Regions from separate parts of the Homo sapiens genome. Here region 2 is linked to region 1. The links are chromatin loops, found by intact Hi-C in ENCODE. Cell type or tissue: lower leg skin. All regions are shown on one strand. Each heading gives the region's core, and the rest is flanking DNA. Links, peaks and the distances in the headings are about the cores only.

The links. Hi-C counts contacts between places; a loop is a spot of excess contacts. Peaks named below come from ENCODE experiments on the same cell type or tissue, not always from the same donor. Only the 100,000 strongest peaks of a DNase experiment are listed, where the experiment ranks them.
Region 2: it touches region 1 in a loop (4-fold over the local background); 1 of 110 quality-filtered maps calls a loop at or near these places.

What each region holds. Positions count from the first base shown.
Region 1 is chr15:78,692,804-78,697,195 of GRCh38, forward strand. It overlaps LOC105370913 (a long non-coding RNA gene), which reads right to left. Exons shown (of 3, transcript XR_932509.2): 3 at 1-91. Among named protein-coding and RNA genes, the nearest start is that of CHRNB4, 54 kb to the left of the region's middle. In lower leg skin, for the core only: no CTCF peak of the experiment used is centred there; no DNase peak of the experiment used is centred there.
Region 2 is chr15:78,397,705-78,402,096 of GRCh38, forward strand. No RefSeq gene overlaps it. Among named protein-coding and RNA genes, the nearest start is that of IREB2, 38 kb to the right of the region's middle. In lower leg skin, for the core only: no CTCF peak of the experiment used is centred there; a DNase peak (open chromatin) is centred at 1,717.

The DNA of each region.
Region 1 (4,392 bases), core at 197-4,196:
CACTCCCAGAACCGTACAGGCTGAGCAGTCCAGGCCAATTCAGGTACCCTCTTCTGGCTCTATGAAGAAAGTCTAGGAAGGGAGTGGAGAGCTGCAGAGAAGAAAGAGGGAGGGGATCAGAAGGAGGAGGAGGAGCAAGAGGAGGAAGGGGAGGGGGAGGGGGAACAGAGTGCCAGACTGACAGAAATTTTTGCACCTCCTGGCATCCTGTTCCCACCCTGGGCCTAACTGAGCCTTCCCAGGTGCTATGCACTGAATGTTTGTATCCTGCATGATGAAATTAATGCCCTTATAGGAAGAAACACGAGCAAGTAGGCCTTCTCTCTCTCTCTTTGCCGTGTGAGGATATAGCAAGGAGGTTCCATAGGAGAAACCAAGAAAAGAGTCCTCACCCAACCCAAACCATGCTGGCAGCCTGATCTCCAACTTCCCAGCCTCTAGAACTATGAAAAATAAATGACTGTCTAAGCCACCTAGTAATTTGTTATAGCAGCCTGAGCTGACTAAGGCACCAGATCACTATGTGACTTGGCTGCCTACTCTCTCTCTTTGCTGTCCAGACTCTGGGGACCCTGGTTCTCTGCCCTTTCTCTAGCTCTCCTTCTCTGTGTGCCATCCTTCTCGCAGTCTGCAGCCTCTGCTGATCCTTAGTCCACTGCTCTTGGGCATCTCTTCCACCTGTGACCACTCTCTCCTCATTCCCTCTGGGATGAGCTCACTCCCCTTTGGTACCAATTACTATCTATGGCTGTGGGTCTTGACCTTGGATAGACTCTCCAGGGACTCTGAGTGATTGGTCTGGGTGCAGCCTGGCCATAGGGCATTCTGAAAGCTCCCCAGGCCATTCTAATATAGACCACTGGACAGTAAAGGGTTAGTTTGCTCAGCAGCCTTGGGTCACTCCAACCCTGCACATTCCAAAAAGAGGATTGGCCCTTGACCACATCTGGGGAGATAACTTTAGAATATTCTGCCTTTTATTTATTTATTTATTTTTTTTTTTGAGGTGGATTCTCACTCCATTGCCCAGGCTGGAGTGCAGCGGCACGATCTGGGCTCACTGCAAACTCTGCCTCCTGGGTTCAAGCGATTCTCCTGTCTCAGGTTCCCGAGTAGCTGGGATTGCAGGCACCCACCACCAGGCCTGGCTAATTTTTTTCTATTTTTAGTAGAGACGGGGTTTCGCCATGTTGGCCAGGCTAGTCTCGAACTCCTGACCTCAGTTGATCCACCTGCCTCGGCCTCCCAAAGTGTTGGGATTACAGGCGTGAGCCACCATGCCCACACCTGGCTGAATATTCTGCCTTGTAAGAATGTTTTTGTATGCCTGAGACTTTGGGCCTTGGTGTATCAATACGACTTCTTTAAGGACTGAAGCCTGAGTAGCTGGGGTCAGTCACCCAGGAGCTGCATGCCTGCATGACTGACCCCCCAAGAAAAACCTTGAACACTAAGGCTTGCCTGGGTGGGCTTCCCAGGTAGACAACACTTAGCATGTGCTGTCACACATCATTGCTGGGAGAATTAACCACTGTCTGTGCAACTCCACTGGGAAAGCATAACTGGAAGCTGGTGCCTGGTTTCTCCTAGACTTTGTCCCTTTTCCCTTTGCGGATTCTAATCTGTATCTTTTCCCTGTAATGAACCATGACCAAGGGTATAATGGCTTTTCTAAGTCCTTTGCATCCTTATAACAAATCATTGAGCCCATGGCTGGTCTTAGGGATCCTCTACACGACCACCAAGACCAGGAACACTGAGCTGCAGTATACACATTGCTGAGCCCCACTCCAGAGATTCTGATTCAGTGCACCTGGGGTGGGCTTAGCAGCCTGCCTGGTTAGTAAGTTCCCCAACACTCTGCTCTGCTCCCATTCAGTGAATACAGGCTGCATGGCTGCCTGTCCCCTCTCCCTACCCTCTAAAGGCCAGTCACCCAGTCCTCTCAACCATCTCCACAGTCTCATCTCTTCCTTCTTACCCTCCTCTTTGCTTCATCCCCCAGTTTCATTCCACTCGCCACACTGTAGCCAAATTAAAATCTGAGTCTGGCGTTTCCCTTTGGGAAGGTGCTCAGTAGCTACGTACATGTGTTCCAAACTCTTGGTGGCATTCAGGGTCTTTCTTGGCCTTTTCAGCCTCCCCTCTAACCACAACACATACTGTCCCTTCCAGCCTTGGGGAATTCCTTGCAGCCTCAGAATAGGAGGCCTCCTCCATCTGCAGTGCCCTTTGCCCCCCTCTCTACATCCTCTCCTAGTCTACTCACCAGCCTGGATTGCAATTGCTCATTTGCTTACCTGACCCCCCCTCTCTATGCCAGAACCTGGCAGCTTCATACAAGTCCCTTAATAACTATATGTTCAATGAATGAATGAATGAATGAATGAATGAATGAATGAATGAGAGTCTTGTTCATCTGAGTTCCCAAGGCCCAGCATGGTGCTTGGCACATGATAGGTTCAAATAAATGAGAGATGAATGAACAGCTTTTGCACCCCACCCTCAAGCCCACCTCCCTTCCTTTGTCTCCCCTCCTTTCTGTCATTCTCCTTTATCACTGAGGGTCCTTTTTTGGTTATACTCTGATTCTGCTACCCAGGGGCACTTCTGTGGAAAGCCTCAGCTGCCTCCTGATTGGTCCTTTTACCTCCAGCCCCAGCAGATAAGGAACTGAGAGCTTGCAGGGGGCAGCTGAGGAAGACTGCAAATCAGTGTCAAATATCTATGTAGAGCTGAACTTGATTTGAACCTCCCATAAGCCCAGGGAGGGTGGCAATATTCTCATCAATTTACAGATGAGGAAACTGAGGTTCAGAGAGGTTGAGTGTTTGCACATAGTAGCTTGATAGCAGAGATGGGATGAGAACACAGACCTTCAGCCATACATCTTTGTGCTCTTCCTTTTAGCCAGACACCAGGGGCCTTGAAGGCCACAAAAAAAGTATTTTGGCCTTTGGATAGTTCAGGGCTACATTCCCTTCGCCAGTCTTGTCTTCTTAAATTGCTACTTTTGATGCTGACTGATCTCCAGCCCCAGGTAAAATACACACAGTTTTGTCACTATGTCAAGCAGAAACAAGTTCAGTGCTGGGAAAGGAAGTCAAACTCTCCTTGGAAAAAGTCAGATGGGACGTACTACTTTTAGGCCCAGCTGGATGTGCAAGGAGAGAGCCCCCAGACCCCTGCCACAGGCGCCAGCTCCCTCACCAGCAGGGTGCACCAGTGTTTCTCCTTCTTCCCAGAGACCTTGCTCTGCCTGATAAAGCTCCAGCTCTTGGCAGGCACTCAAGGCCTTCACTATCTCACTGTGACTGTAGGTCAGACACATTCTAGATTGACAGAATATCGCCCATGGGGCTGAAACCCACAAAATACCTTCAGTGTTGGCCAGAGGGACTATGGGGTTTGGGTTGGCCCATCTCTTTGGGAACAGCTGAACTGAGAAATGCAAACCACCTTCCTGACTGCCCCGGGGAGGAGGAATCAGCAGGGTAGCATGGGAAACACATCTCGCAGCACTAGGCATGCAATGGATAATAATTACATCTGGTAAATGGGGTATCCATCACCTCAAGCATTTATCCTTTGTATCACAAACAATCCAATTACATTCTTTTAGTTATTTTGGAATGTATAAGTAAATTATTATTGACTACAGTCACCCTGTTGTGCTATTAATACTAGGTCATATTCTTTCTAACTAATTTTTTGTACCATTAACAACCCCCACTTCCTTACCATCACCCCACTACCCTTCCTAGCCTCTGGTTACCATCCTTCTACTCTATCTCCATGAGTTCAGTTATTTTAACCTTTAGCTTCTGCAAATAAGTGAGAACATGTGAAGTTTGTTTTTCTGTGTCTGGCTTAGTTCACTTAACATAATGACCTCCAGTTCCATCCATGTGGTTGCAATTGACACATAGACCAATGAAATAGAATAGAGAACCCAGAAATAAATTCATACATCTACAGGGAACTTATTTTTGACAAAATTGCCAAGAATACACATTGTGGAAAGGACAGTCTCTTCAATAAATGTTTCTGGGAAAATTGGATATCCATATGCAGAAGAATGAAATCAAGCCCCTATCTCTTGCCATATTAAAAAATCCAATTTTCTCAGCATCATTTATTGAAGAGACTGTTCTTTCCACAATGTGTATTCTTGGCATCTGTTTTTATGCCAGTACCATGTCGTTTTGACTACTTAGCTCTCTAGTATAATTTGAAGTCAGGTAATGTGATTACTCTAGTTTTGTTCTTTTTGTTTAGGATAGCTTTGTCTATGCTGGGTCTTCTGTAATTTCATATAAATTTTAGGATTTTTTTCTATTTCTGTGAAGAATGTCATTGATGTTTTGATAGACATTGCATTGAATTTTTAGA
Region 2 (4,392 bases), core at 132-4,131, 300 kb before region 1:
AGGTACTCAGCAGGACTGAACTGTGGCAAGTGGTCAGGACTAGAGAACTCGAAGAAAGTCACAGAACTCAAGGAATAATAATAAAGGTAATGGAAAGGTCGGGAAACTAAAACAATTGTTCTCAAAGTGTAGTCCCTAGAGTAGCGGCATTAGTATCACCTGAGAACTTCTTAGAAATGCAAAATATTGGAATCTACCCTAGGCCTTCAAAATCAGACTGGGAAAGGCCCAGCAATCTGTGTTTTAATAAGACCTGAGGGTCATTCTGATGCAGGATGAAGCTTGAGAACCACTAGGCTACTCAGTGTGGTTGGTCCATGGACCAGCACCATCAGATGAAATGGCGCTGAGAGTTTGTTACAAATGCAGACTCTCAGGCCTGGCCCCAGACCTACTGAGTCTGCAGTTTAACAGGATCCCTGGGGCATCCCACGTACCTTTTAATTTGACAAGAGCTACACCTGAGCTCCACTGACCTGGGATTCTTTGGTCTGGGTGTGAATGAGTCTGTGTCTAAGTCCAGGGACAAATAGACACAGATGGCAATGGGGAAGTAGGCCACCCAGTTCCAGGCATAGGCAAAGGCTGTCCTCAGCTCTTCACGAATTTAGACTGCTGCCAGAAAATGTCACCAAGAAAAATAATGGCTTCACTGAGCCTGCAAATGTGCTCAACCTAGACATTGTGCAGAAAGCAGATTGCAAAGGCAACAAGACCAACAGCCCGACAGTGCTATTCGTATTCCATGGGAGACAGCTGGAGCCCCTGAGATGCAGGCGGGCTCCCAACCCTCTGTGATTGTGATGTGGAGATGATTTAAGAAGAAGCAGCCGAGGGTGGCTGTAAGCAAGTGACGCTCCTGAGAAGACAAAGCTGCAGAGATAGGAGGCTGGACCTGTCACCGCTGCCCAGAATGACCCAGGATTCTCATTCTTTCCAGGGAAACCAGTGGGCAACATTGACGACTGACAGGAGGGGACCTTGCCTCCAAGGCTCCAAGGCCGGATAAGAATGGCTTTACCTTCCTGACTCCAGAAAGAACCGCCCTTTTTCCCCACCTCCCTGATGGCTTCCTGGTGCTTGTGATTCTACCAGACTAGCTTTTCCTTTCCCCCTAATAATAGCTGCTAATTAATATTTAGCGAGGGTTTACCAAGCGCCGGGCTCTGAGCTAAGTACCTTGTATGTACTTTTTTCATTTAATCCTCTCAACAGTTCTACTAGGAAGGTACTACTATTTTCAGTATTTACTAATATTTGGGTATTTCTTAATTACTAAAAACATTTCTCATTCTACAGATGAAAATTGAGAGTAGAAGTTGGTCAGTAGCTTTCCGAAGTCAGCTAGATAGAAAGAAGGCATTGAAGTCTATGGCCATACCACCCTGAATGCGCCCAATCTCGTCTGAAAGAAGGCATTGAAGCAGAGCTCAGACATCCCAACCCCAGACTCTCCACCAAACCATTGTCTTTGTTCCTCATAGTGTGGTCCTTAGACCAGCAGTCGTAGAGTTATTTGGGAGCTTGTGATGCAAGAATCTCAGGCCCTGCCCAGACTTGCAAAATCAGACTCAGCATTTTAAACACAATCCCCCAGAGTTGGTATGCACATTACAGTTTGAGAAACGTGCCTGGTTATAAGAGCTTCCTTCCCTCGCAAGACGCAAATCCGTCTTGCATGAGGAACACAGCCGATACCAGACAGAGATACTTCAACAGGAATGAGTTTCAGCTCTTCTCTGGGAAGCAGGATGTTAGGAACCCAGCGGGGCCACCAGGCTGTTGAGGGACACGAGGAAGTGGAAGGGATGGCCTTTGTAATTGCCATCATCAGAAACGGGTTGGCCTAGAAATCTGTATCCCAAGGTGAAGCAATGTCTTTTTTTCTGCATGCTTTTTTCCTGCATGTTGCAGAGTTGGGAGAACAGACTGCCTGTGTAGACCCCAGTGAGAAACAGCTGCAAAGAGGCATTTCTGGGTTTTACTTCCCCTGGGCCTCTGCATCCTCACCTAGGTGGGTGAGAGCAGTGAATCTACCTGCTTACCTCACAGGTGTGCCTTGAGCACTGTCAAGAGTGGGAAAGGCTTTGCAAAGTTCAGAGCAGGATCCAGGTCTAGGGTGCAATCCTTATTGCTAGGTGGGTCAGTCATTTGATCTCCCTTTTGCCCAGCAAAGCCACTTCATAAAACCCCTTGCTGGAAGGCCAGATCCAGGTCCCTCTGCTTCCATGCATGCCTGCCTGCCTGCCTCCCACTGCCACTCCCCTGCTGCTCCACATGCTAGCCTGGGTGCATTCAGGGGCCCACTGTCTTGTTTTCTGATGCCAGTGCTAGAAAAGTTCTGCTCTTTCTAAAGGAACATGGTACTTTCAAGGCCTTTGAGAACCATGCCGTATGTCATTCATGGTCACTGAATCACAGACAGGATTCCAAATGGGCCTGAGAGATCAGAGTCTTGTCTGCACGCAGTGGCTCATGCCTATAATCTCAAGCACTTTGGGAGGCTGAAGCAGGAGGATCACTGGAGGCCAGGAGTTCAAGACCCACAACACAGCGAGACCCCATCTGTACAAATAATAATAATAATAATTTTTAAAAAAGAGTTCGGCCTCAGGATATAAGTCCCAGCTCTTCTGTTTATTAGCCATGTGATCCTGGGTGAGTTTCTTAACCTCCCTGCAACTCAGTTTTCTCATTTGCAATGTGGGGATAATAACAGTCCCTAATTTTCAGGATTACTGGAAATACTGAATAAAAAACTAAATAAATACTAATTTATTAAACACTTAGTGCCTGCATTTAGTTGACACTCCAGATTGATAGCTATTACTAAACCATATTTGAGGCTGGGCGTGGTGGCTCATGCCTGTAATCCTAGCACCTTGGGAGGCTGAGGCAGGCAGATCACCTGAGGTCAGGAGTTTGAGACCAGCCTGGCCAACATGGAGAAACCCCATCTTTACTAAAAATACAAAAATTAGCCAGGTATGGTGGCATGTGCCTGTAGTCCCAGCTACTCAGAAGGCTGAGGCAGGAGAATCACTTGAACCCAGGAGGTGGAGGTTGCAGTGAGCCAAGATCCCGCCACTGCACTCCAGCCTGGGTGACAGAGTGAGACTCCATCTCAAAAAAAAAAAAAAAAAAAAACCATATTTGAAAGATTCTAAGATACAGCCATTGTGAGACACAGCCCTGATTTCAGAGATGTTAAAATGGTATAATTCACCCAATAGCAAAAGGGTTCCAAAGCCAAAGATGTTAGGGAGACACCTTTTCTGCAAGATGTTTCAGAGCTTTTAAATGCTGCGTTTCAATGTGAGCTCATGGTAGTTACCGCATTCGGTAAGAACTCAGACTGAGTAGACAACGGAACCCCTTTTCTATGAAATAGCTTGGGAGTTCTGTGACATTGGCTTGGGGAGTGCTAATCTAGTCCAATGCTCTAATTTCATAGATGGGGAAACTGAGGCCAGAGAGAGGAGGAGACTTCCTGAAGTTACTTAGGTGGTTAAGTGGTGAAGACTAGGCTACTGAAGAGCCAAACTGGAGCTCCCTCCACTAAACCGCCTTTCCTCCCAACTAACCTGTTACCTACGACACTTGATAGTTTCCTTCTTTTTTTTTTTTTTTTTTTTTTTTTGAGACAGAATTTAGCTCTTGTTGCCCAGGCTGGAGTGCAATGATGTGATCTCAGCTCACCGCAACCTCCGCCTCCCAGGTTCAAGTGATTCTCCTGCCTTAGCCTCCCGAGTAGCTGGGATTACAGGCAAGCACCACCATGCCCAGATAATTTTGTATTTTTAGTAGAGACAGGGTTTCTCCATGTTGGTCAGGCTGGTCTCGAACTCCCGACCTCAGGTGATCCGCCCGCCTCAGCCTCCCAAAGTGCTGGGATTACAGGCGTGAGCCACCGCGCCTGGCCTGACATTTGGTAGTTTCCAAAGACCTTCCTGCTGTGTGCTGTTCCTCACACTAACCCCTGCAGATCCCAGGGGAAGGGATTGTCCCCACTGTACAGATGCAGTTGCCAGCCCACTGAGCAATGGGTTACAAGTGGGACCCAGGTCTGATTCCTGGGCTTACTGCTGTGTTTTTGTAACACCCTAAAGACTGTGACTTGGAGGGGAGGAGGTGCATGACTGGGAGCCAGCAGGTGAGCCAGAAGGGCCCAAAAGACCTGGGTCAAGAGGTGGTCCCAGTACAGAAAAGGACTAAAACCGGCAGAGCTCACCTCCTGAAGCAGTCTTGCTAGGTCAACCCCAGCTTCTTCCATGATGGGCAGAGATGCAGACCACCACGATCTACCCTACCAATACTTGATCATGCATCGGGATAGGGGCAAGGCTCTCATTTCACACCTGCCCACATGCAGAGCCTCATGGACGGGAGGGC